Linked DNA regions of Homo sapiens: regions 1 and 2 are each linked to region 3. Evidence: chromatin loops called from intact Hi-C (ENCODE). Cell type or tissue: heart right ventricle. All regions are shown on one strand. Links, peaks and the distances in the headings refer to the core of each region. The heading gives the core; the rest is flanking DNA.

Region 1 (7,534 bases), core at 1,575-6,574, 110 kb before region 3:
AACTGACCCCACAACCTGACCTCCTTCCAACTCTAATAATAATAATACATTAACATTTATGGAGAACTTACCACATTGTTTCACATGCCATCTCATTGAATCTTTATAAAATAAATGTATTATTATTCCTATTTTACAAATAAAATAAAACAAGATTAAGCAGCTTGCCCGAGGCCACCTAGCTACATTTCTTTTTCTTTCTTTCTTTCTTTTTAACATTTAGGAAGCCTTTATTTTGTTTTTGTAATTATTTTTACTCGTTTTGTGTGAGTTTTTTTCCATGTAGCTATTTTTACTAGCAAAGTCAAGATGAAAACCCAGGTATTCTGACACCTAAGTACATGTGTTTAACCACTGCAGTGTATATATAATATATATTATATACACATTATATATTATATATACATTATACATTATAATGTATATTATACAATGCATATTATATATATGTGTATTATATATTACATTATATATAATAAATTATATAATATATATTATATACTCTCCTCTGTAGAACACAACAGAAAGATATTTACAAGATTAGGACAGGATCAGCTCTCTTAATATTGAACCGACTGGATAATTTAGCTTTAAAAAAGGAGGCCAGCCCCAGTTCTCACTAATAATGCTCTATTTCTGCACTGCATTCTATCAGATTTTGGTATTTGTATGAAAGCTAAGACTTCTTTGAAATATATGAAGCTAAGTGTTTGGGAAAAATGTTTCTTCTCTTTGATTGTTTTGACCCTTTGGATAGATAGCACAATCAATCTGAACAAAAACAATCCTGAGAAATTAAATTAGAACAGTTTCTGTATTTACTGGCTGAGTTTCCTTGGGTCAAACTAGCTTCTAAATCTCATGAGCACAAACCTTCCTCTCCCAACCCATCTTTTAATCAGTGTAAATAAACACAACATGAAGGACCCATGTGTGCTTTTTCATTGATAGAACTTTTTGTAAATAAATGATGAAAGAATTTTATAAAATAAGAGAGAGGATGAAAAACAGACCCATGTTTTCTATAAAACTTTCAACACAGCTGGCTTGCTCACTTTAAAAGAGTTCTGAGACCACTAAACTATAGAAGAAATAACTAATTAGCATACAACTTTAAAGACTATTTAAAAATATGAATGGATGTCAGATTTTAAGATATTCCTGTTTGGTTTTTAAGTCATGCAACACTTGTGAGATGCATTTTGAAGTTGCCTTGAAAATTGATTAGACCCCAGTGTCCTAAGGCATACAAGGAAGGCTATAATGTTTGAATTCCAATAACAGACACTCTTTTAAAACAAAATCGTGGCCGGGCACAGTGGCTCATACCTGTAATCCCAGCACTTTGGGAGGCCGAGGCGGGTGGCTCACAAGTTCAGGAGTTCAAGACCAGTCTGGCCAAGATGGTGAAACCCCATCTCTATTAAAAATACAAAAAAATTAGCGGGGCATGGTGGTGCACACCTGAAATCCCAGCTACTCAGGAGGCTGAGGCAGACAATTGCTTAAACCCGGGAGGCTGAGGTTGCAGTGAGCCGAGATCGCTCCACTGCACTCTAGCCTGGGTGACAGAATGAGACTCCATCTGAAAAATAATAATAAAATAAAAATTAAAAAATTGTAAAACTAATTTGAAGCCTCCATTATCATTGATAAAATTAGCATTAGGCTTTTTTTTGTGGATGGGCATCCCTTCAGGAAGTATGGTATCTAAGAGAAAGTCTTTTGTATTCTATGTTTTGATGCAAGCGATAGAAACCAATCTCCAACTAGCTTAAGCCTAGAAGGGATATATTGACTTATGAAGGGCATAATGAAACTGGCCTTAGGGGCTACTGCAAACAGGGACCCAATCACTGTCAAGCTTTGCTCACTTTCTCTTGCAAATCGGCTTCATTTACTCTGATCAGTTTCACTGGCGGAGAACTCAGCGTCAGATACAAATACTATGAACTCACCCCATTACAGAGACACAAGGAACTTCTTTCTCCCAGCTTTAGTTAAAAACAAAACAAAGCAAAGCCAATACAAGGATTCTGGTTGGCCTGTCTTGGTCAAATCCCTGCTTCTATCACTCTTGCCGGGGCCAGTATCATATTTAACGTAGCCTGGAAAACACACCTACCTTGTGGCCATACTGGGTAGAAACTGTTTATAAAAGGAGGAGGTAATGGGTTCTGGCCAGAAAAAAAATCAATAGTTATTGCATCCTCATCTATTTAATATTTTGAGTGATAAAAGGAAAATAATTTGGCATATAAGAAACAGATCCCAAATAACATACATCATGGAAAGAAGGAAGAATGAGGAACAAGAGATAACATTATATTAGAGAGCAGCCTGGAGGATTTTATAAACCTGTCAAGATGAAAATCCATCATTTCTACAGCAGGTACAGGTCTGAGTCATTAGGGTGCATGATTCTAATGCCCAAGAAAACACCCTCCATAGCCAATGGGATACCCTGCAGGAGAAGTATACAAACAGCCATTTTCTCTGAGAGACTGGTTGGTGGTAGAATACTATGCAGTGGGGTGGGGCCACAAGAATAAGAATATAATGGATATTTGGTTTATCCTAGCTTCGTTTATAGGCAGTTTTTGTTGTTGTTGTTTTGTTTTGTTTTTGAGCTTTCCAATTTTTCATTAGCCTTTCAGAACTTAGAAAGGAGGTTTACAGCATTGCAGTCGCTCTTGGAATAGTTCAACTCTCCCAATTCCAGTTTCTCTAAGAAGAAAGAGACCCAAAGAGGACACTTGCCTCCCCCAGGAGCAGAGAAAAAGTTAGCACCTGATTCACACAGAGGCCTAAGCTTCCATTTATATGACTCCTATGCCTAGCCTATGTGGGACCTATGCTCGGTCCCACAGACAGCAATGAAAAACGAAGAGGCTTCATCTGTGTGTGCACTTTTTGAAATGTTTTTTGAGTCACTGATAGAATTCTGTGGACACTGGCTTCAACAGACCAAGCATCTTCTTATCTGGACACAACTCCCTGTCTAAACATCCCTTCCCAGCAGTCTAGAAAGTGGACCTCCTCCAAAGGTTCCCATCATTGTCAGCAATTATAAGAACACTCAATCATATGGGTTTTCTCTTGTTTCTCCCTCTGCTTCCCCACCCTTCCAGATGATAGACATGATGTACTTTGTCATCATTATGCTGGTGGTTCTGATGAGCTTTGGGGTCGCCAGGCAAGCCATCCTTTTTCCCAATGAGGAGCCATCATGGAAACTGGCCAAGAACATCTTCTACATGCCCTATTGGATGATTTATGGGGAAGTGTTTGCGGACCAGATAGACCGTAAGCAAGTTTATGATTCTCATACACCAAAGTCAGGTATTTAAATTCAATTCGGTTATGTCTTTTCCAAGTTCATTTGTTTGTTCTCAATAAATGGCTCAAGATAGAGGACTGATTCCTAGCTTGCTATCTTGGAGGAAACAAAAATTACAGAAGGTGAATACACAATTTTAGCAAAGTAGTTCTTGGGTATTTCTTTAGGTATGTCATGTTCTGTGACACGAATCGACATCTGGTATACCAAATTTGATCAAACAATGAACCACTTAGAAAGATCTAAATTACTTTATGATTCAAACTCCCAGGGCCATGTGTTGAATATTTCAGTATCAGGAATATTTTATGTCACTACCTCCCTACCTCTACCCCAGCCTTTAGAAAATAAATTTCTTGAGTTGGACTTCAGAACAAATAAACAATGCTCGATTTCACCATCAGAATTCAAGAGTAAGGGCAAACATCTGCATGGTATTTTTCTTGCACTGGAAACTATTCTCCAACTCCCTTTCCCACTGTCTTAAATTATGTGCTATTGAGACTCATAGGAAGCTGGTATTCATTGCCTGGAAGTATGGAAAATGCCTTAGGTCATAAACTGAGTTGCTTGCTATAAATGCCAAAAAGAAAATAGTATCTATATTATGAAACGATTCAGTGTGGGGAGTGAATGCCAGCAAGCCCCCAAGGTTTCATGCCCTAATAGATGCCGATTCTCTGTAATAAACACTCCTTTTGTATGGAGTTTGAAGATAGTTGTATCCTAGGAGTCTGTTCCAGGATTTTACTGGGACCAAATGTCAGGACACACCAGGCATTGGGAAATTTTTTGGGAAGAAAGCATCATTAAAGAAACATCTTTCAGTGTGGAGGAGTTGAATCCCAGGAGCAATGATTTCTCATTTCCCCTGAGGAGTTTAGTTCTGGAAATAACATCCCTCCAACATTGTTGAATTAACATTTTTCAGACATTTTTTTGCTGACAGGCCAGCCGTCTGAGCCCTGGACTGTGGACATGGATTAGGGTTGCATAACCAGGTAGTATAGCTTATTAAGAGCAGGAGCAGAGACTAGTTAGCATCCCCACTCCCACTGCCCATCCCCGGTAGGACTGAGACCAGGAAAATAGGGACAAGGCAGCAAAGAGTGTGAGTCCTCCAGGCCTGTGAAGAGGATGTGTACGTTGGCAACAGAACACACCGGTACGTCATTTATTCTTCCACGATGGATTTTGAACAAACACACTTTCCTTCTCAAAATGCGTTATCTAAGGCAATCAAGACTTTTTGGAACACCTAATTGGAACAAATACTTGTTTCATGAGACTTAGCCAACTCACTGAGGAAGAATTTTAACTCCATCTCCTGGTTGTAATATCTTTGGCTGACAATGTGCAGCCTTCACCAAGACAGCTTGCCAGGGACTGGGGAAAATCCTTTTGAGAGCCTGCTTTCAAACAGTCCCTAAAGGCAAAACAACACTTTTTAAAAACCCACCTATGACCATTTTCCTCAGAGATTAAATGTGCTATTTCCCCCCAAGAAATTGTTTTTCCACTTAGTTACATTATTTTGCCTTTTTTAGTTTTCCTTTCTGCTCCAAAATGAGATTAAGCCCCCAGGGAAGTTTTGACAATGCCACATTTTGGGATGGGAGAAGGAGGGAGGTGTAGGTGTGTTTTATAAATGGGATTCTGTCTGTCCCTCTACAAGTGGCCATTTATTGATGTTGTACTATGAACCCAGCCTAGTGCAACAAACACCACCATCTGGCTGAATAAGAGGATTTATTATTGTTATTTTAAAAGAAGGGCTGATTGTAGTTTAGAACTTGAAAACCCCCTGGAGACAGAGAAGATGTGTTCTGTGTGAGTGAAACATGAAAATAGATTTCCCACACTGTTAATTAGATCTGTGGAGCTCTACGTGTGTGAGAATAAATTTCGACTCCAAACCTCAATGTATAACTGACCCAGCCTTGGATAGATGCAGCCTTCGTGATGCCCTTCCCCAACCACTTACCTTCCTTTTCGATGTTCTGAAAGAGCTACAATGGTAGCCACTGTTCTAAGCTAAATCAGCCAGTTTTCTGTCTAGTGCTAGTGAGTATTTGTCCTTTCTCAAATGGATATAGAAGGCTGCCCCCAAAATCTGTCATGACATTTGGCCAAGGTCATTGAACATTCCTGTCCTCCAAATGATTTAATATTCATGTTATGGCCCTGGATGGGCCCAGTGGGGATTGGGTGACTGCCCTAGCTGGTCATTCAGAACTGCTCTGGAGTCCCAAGTACCAAGCTATTTGAGAAAGGTACAAATCTTTTATGCTGCCCTACGACGTCTTGCCTCTTTTCTGTGTCGTGCCCAGGTTGGTTTGTGAAGCATGTTTTCAGGCTGATCGGATCTCATATCCGCCTGGACCCACAGCCCTTCCCAGGGTCTCCAGTCCCATCCTGTGGGTGTACCCCGTGCGGGCCTTCTGAAATGCTGCTCATTCAAACACACCTTCGCAGAGTGACTCATTTCTAACGGAATGCGTGTGCTCCATAGCTAACTCTTTTTTTTTTTTTACTTCAGAATTGCTAAGCCCATTTCATGTTTGGGAAAATACTCTTTCTTAATTGGGTTGGACGTATATGGATGTACAATAGGGCCCTTGGGGTGGGTTTTTAACATCAATCATACACCTCAGAAGAGAGGGCGGCTTTGATGCCCTCACTTCTGGGAGGCAATGTTACCTTGCTACAGATCTTTGATATGCCTTCCACCTTTTCTTCTGTTATTTGTTCTAAACACAGAGATCAAAGATCGATAAGATCAATAAAGCCTAAGATACTGGAATGAAACTTCTAAGGTTACTTTCCAAATGTGCTTAAAACTAAACCCAAAGGAAAGAAAATGGAGTCGCTGTAAAGTCACAACATAATTTAGGTGCTTTTCACCTCTAAGCCATGTTGAACTAAACACAAATGATAGTTCAGCCTTAATCTAAGTTCTCTGTGGAGACTGAAATGTTTGTTTTGTTTGGAAGCAGAGGAGAGTGAGAGAATGTGATTGGAAGCAGAAGATAAGGAACCTGGGGAAGGGACAGTGACTGTCCGCTCTACCCGGAAACTTTGCCTACCACCTTGATTTAATTCGTGGGAATGCAACTTGCTGTTGTTGTGTGGTTGGTTCCTTTTTGGTTTGTCTGGTTTCTTTCAAATAGCCCAAAATTGTCTTCACGTGTTTGCTATATAGAATCCTAGCTCTCCAAGAACCAATCTAAGGGCTACCATGAAACAACTTAGGCCCTGGGTTGTTAAATGCATGGCTACCAAATGATGACACCCTTTTGGGTAGTCTCATCAGTGTGACCCATGTGGCATGGCCTCTGAGAGCTGGTCAGGATCCCACTGGAGCTTGAGGAGAAAAGCCACTTAGAAAAGAGGAGCAGCAGAATTCATTTCCACCCCAGCAGCATTTCATGCCAAGGCCGGAGCAAAGCTAAAATTAGATGGACTCTTGCCAGCTTAGAAATCTGGTTCTGCATTCTGGTGTGTGAGGTGCCTAGAAGTGCACCTTTGTTGGCAGGGAAAACGGGGTGTCTCTGGCTTTCTCCAGCCCCTGAATGAATGCGACTTTCATTTATTTACAGGGCATCCATGTGCTGCTGGCTGTATATTCAGATTCCCCAGGCTGTACCAGGGCAGGAGGAAAATGAATCATGCTCTTGAATGCATTAAGTAAGGGTCTAAATTTAGTCCTCCTTTCTGCTTCTCTGAGTATTTTTACAAGTTTAGATAGTAATGTGAAAGCAGAATGTCCAAAACTTACTTTCTACCATGACAACTTAATATTATCTAGCCCTTTCCATTCACTCCAAATTAGCTATCCAATCTACTTAATGCCTGGGTTACTTTTTTTTCTTACTGCCTAGGGCTTTTCCATCTAAAATTAATAGGTAGTCTGGGGTAGGAAGGTTTTTGTTTTGTTTTTGCTTTATTTATGTATGTATATATTTAGTACAAAGGTTTGCTATAAAAAAAAAAAATCCTTGCTCCTTTGTGTCCATGTTGTCTCTGTGATGTTGACTGAATTTAAAGTGTTGTTTTTGTCATGTGTGTGCATGTAAAGCCAAAACACATTCCTGAATTATTTTTCTGCCTCAAATTAATTGTTCCTCACTTCCCATGTGGAAATCAGAACATCTCAAGGAGCCAGTCTCTAAAATACGCCTGCTTATGGTGAAG
Region 2 (7,534 bases), core at 1,575-6,574, 130 kb after region 3:
GGTGCAGTGGCTCACGCCTGTAATCCCGGCACTTTGGGAGGCCAAGGCGGGCAGATCACCTGAGGTCAGGAGTTCGAGACCAGCCTGGCAAACATAGTGAAACCCTGTCTCTACTAAAAATACAAAAAATTAGCTGGGCGTGGTGGTGCGCACCTGTAATCCCAGCTACTCGGGAGGCTGAGGTAGGAGAATCGCTTGAACCCAGGAGGAGGTTGCAGTGAACCGAGATTGCACCATCGCACTCCAGCCTGGGCAATAAGAGCAAGTCTCTGTCTCAAACAAACAAAAAACTTATCAAATAACTTCTTTCCATGATTCCTGACTGAAAAGAAGGGGATGGCCTAAATCACTCAGAAGGTCCCTCCTAAATCTAACAACTAATCTCTGATGGTACAGAATTTCACTGTCAGAGATCACTGGGACTAAAATTCTAGGCTGGGTGCAGCGCCTCACACCTGTAATCCCAGCACTTTGGGAGGCCGAGAGAGGTTTGAGGCTGGTTTGAGACAAGCCTAGGCAATATACCAAGACCTCATCTCTTTTTTAAAATAAATTCTAAATAATATGAAAGGAATGTAAAATTTACCATTCTATCATAACATTCATTGGGCAGCTTGTCCCAAATCTTTCCTGCACTGGAATTCATTAACCCACTCCTTAAATTTGGCAGAAATGGTCAAGTGACCCTCTTGGCACCCTTTCCCCTCAACCTTCACTCTAAACGCATGACCCTGGATGCCAAGAGCGTGTAACAGTCTCCTCAGGCAAAAGGAAATTAAAGTTTACTAACAAAAGCATGGTCAGACAGGTAAGGTACTATTTGTGGAAGGAGAACGTCTTTCAGGTGTTTCTGACCTACCTAAAAATAACTAACCTACGTTGCAGCCTCTCTGATAAAGGCAGGGCCAGGGCCAGGGCCAGGGCCAGAGCTGTTTTTAGGTTGCCCTCAGCTTCACCAAGTCCTCTTAGCACAGCTTAGAATGAAGCTAACCAGAGGAGACCTGCTCTCTCTCTTTGGGATTATACAAAGCTGGCTTTTTTGAAAATATCTAAATCTTCCAGCCAATCACCAGTCATTTATTTTGCAGCAATAAAGTTATAATTCAACATTAAAAAATAAATAAAATCCCCCATACCTAACCTTTTTGGTGGAAATAAAAAGCCCAAATTGTCAACATAGTCATATCTCCCAAATGTGCAAATTCTATTAATTATAAAATTTCCAAATTATATATCAATATAAAATAATGAGATGGAATATCTTTAAAGAAGCTCATCTGACTAACTTATATTTGAATTTAACAAGGTAACAAGATCTATAAAAATAACTATCAGCACTCCCCAATGCTCAGTCTGTAGGTATTGGCATCCTTTGAACTATTTATCAATAGACTACAAAATAATCTCTACTTTCACATTATTTAGAATTTTCAGACCTGGGTGTATAAAATTCACAGTACATTTTTCAAGATTTAAAATATGAGAAGATACATAAACATTAATAATGTACTCACTATAATGCTATGTGTCCCAATAGGCCCCGATCTCATTTGCTCCTCTCAACAACTCTGTGAATTAGGTATGATTCTCATTTCACCAATGATGAGACTATCAAGTAACTTGTAAGTGAAAGTCTGCCTGACTCAAAAATATATTTTAAAAAAATTACTTTATATAGTAGCTTAATGTAAGGAGTAATAAGTGAAAATTGGCTATTGGGCATGTTAGCAAACATAGTGTTTAAACATAAAAACAGTTAACCTATGTTGCAGCCTCTCTGATGAATACTCGGCCTTGTAACTTGGCTTCTTTAAATGGTTTAAACCTTTTTTTCATGAGTGTTTATTGCTTCTATTAGACTGTGATTTCACTGCAGGCAGAAAAGGGACTAAATTTTCTACCCTTTCGAACACTAATAGACTGCTGAACACTATTTTGTAAATGTGGGTACTTAACAGACCTTTTTTTAGTAAATCTGAAAACCAAAATGACTCTTAATAAGGTTCAGAGTATAAAAAATAGTTCTCACTTAAAATAACATACACCAAAAGAATATAAAAATATTGATTTATTACCAACAAAGCAGGATTTCCCAGTTTTTTCAATTACACACACACAAGCACACACAATAGCAGAATGAAATTACATTTTTCACATCTAAAGGTTTATACCTCAAAGAAAATAGGCATGTGTCCAAAAGACAATTAGAAAGCAAGAAATCTTTCCTTTTACTTTGAATATGGAAAATCTTTTAACAGAGACTCTTTCCAGGCAAACCAATGAAGATTTAGGCATAGAAAATGCTTGTCACCTTAAGGTTTTTAAATATAACTGTATTCACCAAATCAAGTTTTTACTAGAAGTTTTTACGATTTTTATGTAATTAAAAATCAACTTTTGGCCGGGTGCAGGGGCTCACGCCTATAATCCCAGCACTTTGGGAGGCCGAGGCGGGTGGATCACAAGGTCAGGAGTTCGAGACCAGCCTGGCCAATATGCTGAAACCCCATCTCTACTAAAAGTATAAAAAATTAGCTGGGTGTGGTGGGACGCGCCTGTTGTCCCAGTTACTTGGGAGGCTGAGGCAGGAGAATCGCTTGAACCCGGGAGGCGGAGGTTGCAGTAAGCCGAGATCACGCCACTGCACTCCAGCCTGGGCAACAGAGTGAGACTCCATCTCAAAAAAACAAACAAACAAACAAACAAAAAAACTTTTGTTTTAAGTGGCTGAGACTATGTGCTAGACTTACTACTGTTTAATATGCTAAAATGATACATAATTTATTCTTCACAGCTCAAAATTCAATGTAAAGCCAAATATTAATTTTGTCCAGTAGAGAAATTAAATGTTTACAAACAAAGTATGGAACAGTTGTTGGCCTATGTAAATTGAAATGTAATTGACCATTTTATTTTCAAACATGCTTAATCTTCACGTGTCTTTTTCACATTGATACTCATTTTGCAGAAATAAGATGACTGGTACTAATTTAGACAATAAACAAACTACACCAAGCACATTTTAGTAAAGATATTTTGGTGGAACGCAAAGTAATTAACGATGAAAACATTTGGTAATATCCATTTACTAATATGTTACCAAGTTCTTCAATGTTTACATGACTTGCTCATATTAGTAAAAATGTCATTTTAAAATATTTTCACACTTCATGCACTGGAGTTAGTTTAAGAAGGGAAGGCTCTTTTAAAATGTTTATAAAGAAGAAAATACCTTTTTAAAGAGAAAATGTCTAAGTGAGAGGACATAAACTTATGGCTCATTATTTTTTGACCTAGTTAAGAATATAAATTTCAATGGCTACTTAAGAATATACAAAACCCAAACTGAAAGCAATTCTTCAATTTATTCAGGCAAGCAAGTCAAAAAAATAATTTTGTCATTACTGGCACAGATCCAATCCACTGTTCAAAGACATGACTTTGGACTGTCTATTTTCCTATAAGATTTATTTTTTAAAAGAAGATAATTTGTTTGGTTCTACTAATTAGTATAACTTAGAGATAAACAAATGATTTTCCCATTTAATTCTTTTGCGGTGAAAGAAAACAGTTTAAACTAGATTTTCTAAGATAATGGGTACATCAACATTGTAAGAAAGGCCCTATAGGCTTAAGTTCTAAAAACATTACGGTTTTAAAGAAATCAATGCTTTTCCATCACTCTTTACATAACACTGAGAAATTTCAAATATAAATTGTAGAAACCAGTATATGAAATTTTAAGAAAAATCTTACTAAAAATAATTATAAAATGCTTTTAGAAATGTAAGATGTAAAATATAATTGACTTTAAATAAAATAAAAAAAAGCAACCCCTGCCCCCACACTTTAAAAGGTTATTCTTTAAAAACCCTTGTCACCTAATTTTATTCTCAGTCAATCTTTTGGTTGTATTTTGCATCATCTAGTGGCCACCTTGCAGCATTTCAAAGCAGTTCTGCTACCATTTTTGAACCCCAGTGCTTTTTTCCCCTTGAAATACCAATAAAATTATAGCATCAAGTTTCATAAAACTTTCTTTTAAAGGCCCATAAAATTCCATTTCCTACTGGAGATAAGGTAATCTTTTTTAATAGGAAGAAATGACTAGATCTGTCATAAATTATTACTATACATTAGACATTTTCATATCAATTTTTTAAAATTAAATATAACATTGGGAGAAACTAGGACTTAGGCTCTAGAGTCATCTTTAGGCTCTAAAAGTAATTAAAGTTACTCTGCAATTAAAGCTCAGGGCTACCATATAAGTAACTTCTTGTGATTAACCCTTCTTCCACTGTACCTTTGATTTGTAATATTAAGTACATTTTAACATGAGAACTGAATGACTCATGGTCAGAGTGCCAAGAACTCAAGTTCAACCAAGACTGAAGAAGACTTAACTTTTACTACCAGCTGCTATTTTGGAAAGGTCATTATAGTTTCCATTATCAACCTATTTGTATTTAAAAGCAGGTTTCCAAAAATAACTGCTTTTCGTTTTAGTGAATCTCCTTTTATTCAGTTGAGCCATACTTATAAACAGAATTTAACAAAAAAAATTCCCAAGTTCCCTCTCTTTACTTTTATTAAGAAGGTTGAGTGAATGTAATACGGCGCCGCCGCCTTTGGAAAGCCTTTAAATTCCATGTGTTTGGTTCCAGCATATGAGGGCCATTGTAGACAAACAAAACTGTCATCTTTTCAGAATAAGGAAGATTTTGCAGGAGCTGTAAGTATTAAAACAAATTGTCATATAAGCTATATACTGAGAAGTATAGTTTTCCAACCTTACATGTGTACAGTCAAATGTATTATTTTATTTGCAATATTAATAAAACTTTTTTTTTCCCACTCTGCTGCTCAGGCCGGAGTACAGAGGTGCGATCTCAGCTCAGTGCAACCTCCACCACCCAGATTCAAGAGATTCTCGTGCCTCAGCCAGCCTCCAGAGTAGCTGGGATTACAGGCATGCACCATCAGGCCCAGCTAACTTTTTGTATTTTTAGTACAGACAGGGTTTCACCATGTTGGCCAGGCTGGTCTCGAACTCCTGACCTCAGGTGATCTGCCCGCCTTGGCTTCCCAAAGTGCTGAGATTACAGGTGTGAGCCACTGTCCCCAGCCAATAAGACTCTTAAGAAGCTCTTAAACACCTCAATATAAACCTTGCCAGACTGTAATCCTTACCTAAATTAGCATACCTGTAGCCTGGCCTAAGGAACAATCAAAATAAGGAATAATCCAGCCCTCTAGATTCACAGGATAACTGGGATTATTCAACTTCCTTGGCAGACCTTGGAAAAGAGTATGTCCTCCACAATTTTCCTAGGGTAGATACTTTCACTTTTTATTTATAAACACTTCTCAAGCAACTTCTTTGATAGCCTGGTATCCTGAAAAGTGTGTAACAGGGACATTTGTAGACTAAGGTATTTGGCAAGCAGTAGGGTATTAACAGATGTGACTATTCCACAAGACTATCTACTGAAAAAAAGAAGACAGATGACACTATTTAATAAAAATTTGAATGTAGGATGGGCAAAAACAATTTTTTTTTTTTTTTTGGAACAAGGTCTCATTCTGTCACCCAGGCTGCAGTGCAGTGGTGTGATCTGGGCTCACTGAAACCTCCACCTCCCAGACTCAAGCGATCCTCATGCCTCAGCTTCCCAAGTAGCTGGGACTATAGGCGCATGCTGCCACGTCCAGCTAATTTTTGTATTTTTTTTGTAGAGATGGGGTTTTGCCATGTTGCCCAGGCTGGTCTTGAACTCCTGGGCTCAAGTGATCCACCTGCCTTGGCCTCAAAAAGTAGTGGGACTACAGGTATGAGCCAGTGCACCTGGCCAAAATTTTTCATGAATACTTAAAATGGAAAAAATCTGGTTACATTAAAAACATATCTTTGAATACATATGCTTTGTAATTTACTCACAGCACTAGATTTAGCAAAAGAAAATTTCCCATTGCAATGGTTTTAGATTATGAAAAATTATCTACAAAGATAATTCTGTTTTTATCAGAATTAACCTGTGAATAGAAGATGTTGGGATACTTAAATTTCTCCTGGGCCAGCTTAGTACTAGTGGCAAATAAAGAGGAAGGGCAGTATATGACAAGAGAGGCTTTTTTGGGAAAATGAAGAGCCAGAGTCTTAAGGGTTGTATTCCCCACTCATCTTTCAGTGCTGAAAGAGTACCTTTTCTAGAAGAGAAATGAGACAATCTCAATTTTAGAACATAATAATATGCCTCCTACCTTTCTTCCTCTGATTAAGCATGACACTGGAATTTGTCCCTTTAATAATGTAAATATTACTGTTAACCTTTTAAATTCCTTTTTTGGGAGTGTTCCTGCTAATATGTGCATGTTGGGACAAAAACTGTATGATTATGTCACAGGAGATTTCTGAGTATATGACCACTTTTAGGTTACTTTTTACCTACCTTTGGTGTTATGAAAAAGTATTGAGATGTATTTTCTTTACAGGCAGTATTTACAACCATTTCAAACACTCTCCGTTCATTGATTGGGTCCATTCCCTAAACAATGGCAACAATAATGATTACATTTATTCCTGTTACAGGATATAAGAAGATCCAAGTAACAGAACAATCACCATACCTGATTGATTTCATCAACTACTCTGAATGGACATCTATTTAGCTCCTGAAGTGCCATCAAGTATAACATGGTAGAAACACTTCTTTCACCTCCACTTTGATGATGAGGAGTTAATTCATGCAGTTGAGTACTACTTCGAAATTTGACTCTAATTCGAATTCCATATTTATCATAATCTTCCTATAAAACATTTAAAAAGTGATGAAAAATGAGTTTCCTCTGGTAATGTCATTCTATTATTTGAAAATGGATTGAATTAACTGAGTAAGAGTAAAGAACTCAAAATTTAGTGACACTAGTTTAAATATGTAACAATAAATATATATGTATTTTTAAAAATAATAAATATTAAGCAAACAGTTACTATCTAAAAGCTTTAAGGGTTTTCAAAGAACTATTTAGATAAGGAAATTATTCAGATTAAATTAACATTTTCCTCCTCTATACCATTCTATTCAAGTTTAGTAGGCTTCCCCAAGAGTTTTTAGAAATTACTGAGCGAGGAACTCTGTCCTCAAAAAGCACTATCTATTCTAGTTCCAAAATGCTAGGTTCTTAAACTGTAGGTGAAAGCAATTAGAACATAATGGAGTGTCATGCTCTCTTGTGCTAGAGAAGTGGTTGTGTATGGTAACTGCAGAGGGCCAAGAATCCCCCTAACTTCTTCAGTCGGTTAAGAAGGAAAAAAACAAGGTAGGAATTACACATATACTTTGAAAACTTAAGTCATACATACACACAATACTCAGCAAAAAGCAAGCCTGGCACGTAATAGGTGCTCAATAAATATTTGTTGTAATGAGTACATTAGTGTTTTATAAATGTTGCCAAAACTGAGGATGCTCTAAGGTTTACTATTCTTATTGATGGCACTTCTATGTCAGGTTCAGATTTACCTTAAAAA
Region 3 (7,534 bases), core at 1,185-6,184:
ATCTGTTCTGTTAACAGCATTTTCAAATGTTCCCCAACCTCTGACTTCTGAGACTGACAACATTCCAAGAATCTGAGACTAAATGCTGGAGGGAAAGAAAATATTCCTACCACTAGCTTAGGAATATTGGGTCATTCCTTGAACCAGGGGTGAAGATGAGTACTTTACTGGAAACCAAAAATTTGTACTCCCTCTGCTCGATCATATCTCTAAATAATTTGAGGGCTGCGAAGCATAATTAATTACCAAAAATATGAATTAAGCAGCTACTGCTTAGGGCTGTGCAATGACTAAAAAGGTTTGGTCTCTAATTTATAGCTGGTACTTATTAAATATATGCCAATTGATTTGTAAGAATTTATCAGAGAATAAATAAAACACACACTCAGAAGCCACTACTCATGCACAGGCATTATTAAAATGAAGACTACAGTAAGTTTTCCTTTCTCTGTTGTAACCTAACCACAGCCACTTACTGTTTATAAGCCCACTACAGGCTTATAAGCACATTACTATAAATCTTGCTCAATATGAGGATCCTATCCTCTTTTTTTTTTGTCAGATCGAGTCTTGCTCTGGTTCTGTCACTCAGGCTGGAGTGCAGTGGCCCGCACCCAGCTCACTGCAACCTCGTCCTCCCAGGTTCAAGTGATTCTCGTGCCTCAGCCTCCAGAGTAGCTGAGATTACAGGTGCACGCCACCATGCCAGGCTAATTTTGTGTTTTTAGTAGAGACGGGGTTTTGTCATATTGCCCAGGCTGGTCTGGAACTCCTGGGCTCAAGCAATCCACCCACCTCAGCCTCCCAAAATACTGGGATTACAGGCATGAGCCACTGCGCCCTGTCCTTCTTTTCAGAGATGCAATACAGGCTATTTATATAAAAGGCTGACATGAGCCAGCACAGGAGTGCCAGGTATACCCCGAATGCTAAGAGGATATCAGCACCAGGCCCCAGGCTCTGTGGGAAGGATTCAATGCGGAGAAAAAAAACAGCACTTGTCTGTGACCAGAGCCATGCTAAAGCCATTGACTTACTTTCATCTTTTCTTTAAAACTATTTTTTTGACACATAATTGTACATAGTGATGAGGTACATGTGATATTTTGTTACATACATACAATATGTAATGATCAAATCAAGGTATTTAGGATATCCATCACCTCAAGTATTTATCATTCTTTGTGTTAGGAACATTTATCTTCTAGCTATTTTGTAATACACAATAAATTATTGTTAACTATAGTCACCCTACTGTGTTATCAAACACTGGAACTTACTTCTTTTATCTGACTGTATGTTTGTACCCATTAACCAACCTCTCTTCATCGTCCCTCCATCCCCAGGCTCATTTTATTTTTTATTTTTTATTTATTTATTTATTTTTGCGATGGAGTTTTGCTCTTGTCGCCCAGGCTGGAGTGCAATGGTGTGGTCTCGGCTCACTGCAACCTCCACCTCCCAGGTTCAAGCGATTCTCCTGCCTCAGCCTCCCAAGTAGCTGGGATTACAGGCACCCACCACCACACCCAGCTAATTTTGTATTTTTAGTAGAGACGGGGTTTCACCATGTTGGCCAGGCTGATTTCAAAATCCTGACCTTAGGTGATCTGCCCACCTCGGCCTCCCAAAGTGCTGGGATTACAGGTGTGAGCCACTATGCCTGGCCAGATTTATTTTAATCTTGCCCCTCAACCCAACCTCAATTGGGATGGGAATCAGTCTAGGCTAGTTGGGGTCAGGGGAACAGGTTCAAGTCAGATGCAGATAATTATAGAGCATGAAGCACACACTGCAATAATTAGAACTCTTTTAGCTGTGACTTACAGAAGCTCAACAGAAATCAATGTAACCCATAAGAGAATGTATTGGCTTCAAGGTATAGTATTAGCTGGATTGAAGTGCTCAAAAGCTGTTATCCAGAATCAATTGCTTTCCATTCCCTTACTCTCAGGATTTCTTCCATGTTGGCTTCATCTTCAGGCAGGCCCTCTCCCAGTGGTGGTAATAATAATTGCCAGAGACTGGGTACAGTGGCTCACACCTGTAATCCCAGCACTTTGGGAAGCCGAGACAGGTGAATCACTTGAGGTCAGGAGTTTGAGATCAGCCTGGCCAACATGAAACTCCCATCTCTATTAAAAATTTAAAAATCAGCCGGGTGTGGTGATATGTACCTGTAATCTCAGCTACTCAGGAGGCTGAGGCATGAGAATCACTTGAGCCTGGGAGGCAGAGGTTATAGTGGTCTGAGATCCGCACCACTGCACTCCAGCCTGGACAACAGATGAGACCCTGTGTCAAAAAAATAAAATAAGAATAATAATTGCCAGAGCTCCAGGATCACATCCTACCAGCTTAACAGCCCAGGCAGTTCTAGCAAGAGCCCAGGGCTAGTTCTCACTGGCCTAGCCACAGTCACAGACTCATCTGTGAACCAACATCTGTGACCAGGGAATGCAGTTCTCTCATGGGCCAGGCCTCGGCCTCATGCCCACTTCTCATTCAAGGAGGAAAGGTCAGCGCTGCTCATACCACAAGGACTAAGACTTAGAATAGAGTAACCAAAAGAAAATCAGGGTGTTTTCCCAGGAGAATGGAAATAAAGGGTTAAAAACAACAGCTCTCCACTGCCTTGACGGTGCTGGCCCACTTTGTGGATCCTGGAGTTATGACACCTATTCTTACCCTCACTCTCCTTAAATTTCCTGTGCCCAAAACTTAATAGGCAATTGAATAAATAGTTTTAAAATGAATCAATGAATGAATCTAGTTGAGAGCATAAAACATGAACTATTTAAATATTCCACAGTATTTGGTGATATGATCAATGTAAACTATAAAAGCAAAGATGCAAAAATAAAGGAAGGAATGAGGGGATGCCATAGGGAAGAGGTAAGGCCTGAACTGGGTCTTGAAGGATGGGGAGAAAAGGGGAGGGGAATGCGTTCCATGAAAAGTCACAATGTGGGCATAGCACTGAGATCAGACAAGTACCATGAATCCAGGGACAGAGAGAAAACTTGCCAGGCTGGGCTTCACGTGGGCAAATAATGGGAGAGGAGTGGAGGAAGGTAGGAGGGCCCACCATGAGTCTGGGGTGGCCATCTGAGGACCCAGAACTGTATCCTGTAGATGCTGGGAGGGGGCAGAAAGGAAAAGCTGGCACTGAAGGAAGAGAGAAGAGTTCAGTTTGGGACAAGATGAGGCTGCAGTGTCAGCAGGAAGCATGAAGTAGGAGAGTGATGATGACAGTGCTGCTTTGCACAGATAAGCCTGGCGGAGACACGGAGGGGGCTGGACTCTTAGGGGTGAGCACGGAGGCAGGGTGTCAGTGGGGAAGCTGCTGCCAGGTGGAGATAATGAGGGTCTAAACTCCATCCCTTCAGACTGCCTTTTCCAGCCCAGCTTCAGAGGCCCTTTCAGCAGCCCCTGCCTGCCCATTACTCTTTCTCTCTCCTGCCTGTCCTGGCTCCTGACATGATAGCATGTCAGATATTTGATTATCCAAGAAACTTCAAACTTGAGGAAGCTACACATAGAGAGGGTCTAAAGCATACGGTGCAAAGACTACGCCTTGCTAAATGACACAGAAGTCTCTTAGCAAGGCATGGCACAGAAGCATGGGTGAACCAAGGAAGATACAGCTCACTGTCCAACTCTTCAGAACGTTTTCTGAATAGCATTAAGCACTGGATTCTGCAAACCAACTGATTGAGTTTGAATGTCAGCATCACCGTTTACTGGCTGTGTGATCGTGGGCAAGTTCTTTCTCTTAGCCTTGCTATTTCTCATCCGCAAAAAGAAAGTATAATTGAACTTCCCTCAGAGGCTTAGTATTAAAACTAATTGTGTTAATAATGTATATAATGGGCCTGACTCAATAAAAGTCTATTATTATTATTTGCATCTGGGAACATCACAAGTAAACCTGTTGGTAGGACTCACCTAAACTTCCTCCCAAAGCTAAAAATCCCAACACATAAGGGAGGCCTTTGGAGATGGGGTTAAGTCCTCTCCACTGATCCTCAGGCTGAGCTGAGTCTGTCCTGAAAGATATCGACCACTAGAGGGAGAGTGGACTTCCAGAAACCACAGTCCCTCAACCCAGTGTCTTTCAAACTACGGGTTTGAAACACATTAGTGGTTGTGATACCAACTTAGTGGGACCCGACTAGCATTTTTTTAATAAAATAAAACAGAACATATCTGCATTAATTTCAGAAGATACAGGTAGATATTGTTTCATGAAGCCCTTTGCTTTAAATAATTATATAGACATGTATGTTGTTGGTCCCAAAATAAAGTATATTTCTCACTGTGAGTCATGGTCAACTATCAGGAGATCTTGAGAAACACTCCCATAAATGATGTACAGGAGAAAGCTACCTGTGTTGTTCATTCTCAAACACCAACAGGCCACATTGAGGTGAGTCATTGCTCTATGTTAAAGAAGAATCAGACACAGAAGTAGAGGTCTGGATTTAACTAACGACACTCCACATTGTTAGGAATTGTTTTCAGATTCTCTTCCTCTGGTGTTCATTAGGCACCTCTCAAGGTCTAACCTGGCTGTCCTTTTTCAGGCCTATAAATGCCCTGTGTGGCTCTCATCCTAGGTGATAGCATTTACTCCCAAGGCTTCCATTGGTTCCTCTGTGTGACTGAATCCTGAACTACCTCTTTGGCTTTTAACTCCAGATATGTATTTCCAAATGATGGCTAGAATTCTCCCCATGGATGTCCCATAGACCCCTCAAATTCAACCTGTCTGAAACCCAACTCATTATTTTCCCTTTATAAAAAGAGAAGTAAAAGACCCTGGTCCTGTATTCCTTCTCTTGGCTCCTCTCTCCTAGCAGTCACTGTATTAGGCTGTTCTTGCACTGCTATAAAGAAATACCTGAGACTGGGCAATTTATAAAGATAAAAGGTTTAACTGGCTCACAGTTCTTCAGGCTGTACAGGAAACATGATGCTGGCATCTGCTCGGCTTCTGGGAAAGCCTCAGGAAGCTTAAACAATCATGGTGGAAGGCAAAAGGGAAGCAGGCACATCACACGGCCAGAGCGGGTGCCAGAGAGAGGGAAGAGGTGCCACACACTTTTAAATGACCAGATCTCGTGAGGACTCACTCATTATTGTGAAGACCGTACCAAGAGGATCGTACTAAACCATTCCTGAGAAATCCGACCCCATGATCCAATTGCCTCCCACCAGGACCCACCTCCAACACTGGGGATTACATTTCGACATGAGATTTGGGCAGATACGGTTTGGATATCCAAACCATATCCAGTCACCCAGGTGAGAAAATTCAGTTATGGTCAAGTTTTCTTTCTCCCTCTGTCATTGCTGAGTTGAGTCATTTATCTGTCCCAGTGCCTCATCTGTCCAGTCTACTTTTCCCTCCCACTCGTACTATTTCAGATGATTTGTATATCTTCTTAGTGGTCTCCCTGTTTCCAGCCTCTCACCTTTCCCATGGATCCTTCCCATGGCCATCAGCTACCTCACCAAAACAGACTGAATCGTGTCATTCTCTCATATCATTCTGGTCTTAATAACATGCAATAACTCCCAAGAATAACCAAAATAAATAAAATATGTAAGCATGGGATTTAACTCCCAAGTCAGGAATGACAAATGATTCCATCCCAAGTGCCAATCCCAACTGATTCATTGAGAACTATGTTGAGAAGAATTCTGAGGCTTCATTCAAATTCAGGAAGAAAGGTTAGCAAGGGGCACAACAGGGGGACGTGGGTATCCCTGATCTAGGCTCAATCTATTTTTTTTTTTTTGCTTCTTCCCACATAACTCTACCAACCATTCAGCCACAAGAACTACTTATCATTACCCAAATATACCATGCAATTCTATTAACGACAAAGACTATAATTCCTTTCTTTACTGTTAGCTTACTCTTGCCTCAACTTCGTATCAGAATCCTCATCCTGTTCCTCTACCATCAGAGTTTATTATGTGTATCTCTACTGAGCATGTATCAACCTCCTTTGTATTATAAATATTATATTTTTTATTTTTTGTAGAGATGGGGGTCTCACTATGTTGCCCCAGGCTGGTCTGGAACTCCTAGGCTCAAGTGATTCTCCCATCTCAGCCTCCTAAAGTGCTGGGATTACAGATGTGAGCCACCATGCCCAGATGTCATTTGCATTTTAAATACTATGTTATGGATCATGTGTGTGAGTATGTATTTCTGCCTCTCCCACTGGACAATAAAGTCTTTGAAGGCAGTCAACATATCTTACTCATCTCTCAACCCCTAGATTCCAGTCACCAACTTAAACATAGCAAGCATTCAGGGGGGCATTTATAGAATGAATGAACTATTTAATATTCTGATGGCATGTTGACACGTGACTTTTCAACAACAAAAGTCACAGGGGGAGGCTGAGGCAGGTGGATCACGAGGTCAGGAGATCGAGACCATCCTGGCTAACACAGTGAAACCCTCTACTAAAAATACAAAAAATTAGCCAGGCATGGTGGTGGGCGCCTGTAGTCCCAGCTACTCGGGAGGCTGAGGCAGGAGAATGGTGCGAACCTGGGAGGCGAAGCTTGCAGTGAGCCAAGATCGTGCCACTGCACTCCAGCCTGGGCGACAGAGTGAGACTCCATCCCAAAAAAAAAAAAAGAAAAAGAAAAAAGTCACAGGGAATCTCTGGGAACTAGCCCCATCTCAGAGTAAGGACTCCTTTCTAGAGATTTCCTTATTACCAGCAGTCAGCAAAAACCATAAGACAGCAGCCCCAAACTATGAAGCAGGTGGTAGAACTGAGAATTTAGGAGAAAAATCTCTCATTGGTGCAACAGCATAACACTGGACACTTACGGATGACTCTGCAAGTATACAAGACAAGCCTTATGCTCCTTTCACCAATCAAGCTCGGAAGATGTGACTTTCCCTGTATCACAGGAGCACCCCTAAGTAGAAGGAGACTCAAACCCACACCTCACACTTCAGATCCACAGCTCACACTTCAAAGTTGTGCTCTTCCTGCTTCACCAGTGAGTGTTTGGTGAATTTTACTCCAAAGAAAGGAATCCACTATCATTAAAAACTAATAATAGTACATTGGAAAATCACTGCATTGCACCATTCTGTCTATGCTATAAAGGTCTCCCACTCAGATCGTCCAAGCAACCCCCTAAACAACTGGAGACTCAACCCTATGACTAGGTGAAGATGGCTTTGGTTTTTTTGGTTGTTTTTTCCTGTGGACCTCATCTAACTTGAAAGTTGTGGGTTTTGTTTGTTTGTTGTTGCTTGAGATGGGGTCTTGCTATATGAGGATGGTTTTTGAAAAGGTATTTCCAACCACCTTACTTTACCAAGCATTAACAGCTTTTCTCATTGGTCATTTATATGGAGGCCAGTGACCCAAAATCCTTACAATCAATTATTTCCAGTTATAACAGCAAACTGGGAACACTATTTGGAATATTGTAATAGCTTGAACAACTGAGAGAGAAGTCACCAGCACAAGGGGCCTTACCTTTCCTTTAA

Evidence for each region. Hi-C counts contacts between places; a loop is a spot of excess contacts. Peaks named below come from ENCODE experiments on the same cell type or tissue, not always from the same donor. Only the 100,000 strongest peaks of a DNase experiment are listed, where the experiment ranks them.
Region 1: a loop joins it to region 3, with 4 times the contacts of the local background. A loop is called at or near these places in 37 of 110 quality-filtered maps.
Region 2: it touches region 3 in a loop (5-fold over the local background); 80 of 110 quality-filtered maps call a loop at or near these places.

What each region holds. Positions count from the first base shown.
Region 1 is chr9:70,586,803-70,594,336 of GRCh38, reverse strand. It overlaps TRPM3 (transient receptor potential cation channel subfamily M member 3), which reads left to right. Exons shown (of 26, transcript NM_001366145.2): 22 at 3,132-3,306. Among named protein-coding and RNA genes, the nearest start is that of KLF9, 180 kb to the right of the region's middle. In heart right ventricle, for the core only: no CTCF peak of the experiment used is centred there; a DNase peak (open chromatin) is centred at 4,346; H3K27ac peaks cover 3,982 bases.
Region 2 is chr9:70,349,390-70,356,923 of GRCh38, reverse strand. It overlaps SMC5 (structural maintenance of chromosomes 5), which reads right to left. Exons shown (of 25, transcript NM_015110.4): 23 at 6,631-6,810; 24 at 6,453-6,548; 25 at 2,051-4,733. The coding sequence ends at 4,593. Among named protein-coding and RNA genes, the nearest start is that of KLF9-DT, 61 kb to the left of the region's middle. In heart right ventricle, for the core only: a CTCF peak has its summit at 3,933 (motif pointing left); no DNase peak of the experiment used is centred there; H3K27ac peaks cover 542 bases.
Region 3 is chr9:70,481,252-70,488,785 of GRCh38, reverse strand. All of the region lies in intron 3 of KLF9-DT (KLF9 divergent transcript), which reads right to left. Among named protein-coding and RNA genes, the nearest start is that of KLF9, 70 kb to the right of the region's middle. RefSeq lists an enhancer at 3,107-3,413. In heart right ventricle, for the core only: a CTCF peak has its summit at 4,068 (motif pointing right); a DNase peak (open chromatin) is centred at 3,356; H3K27ac peaks cover 3,149 bases.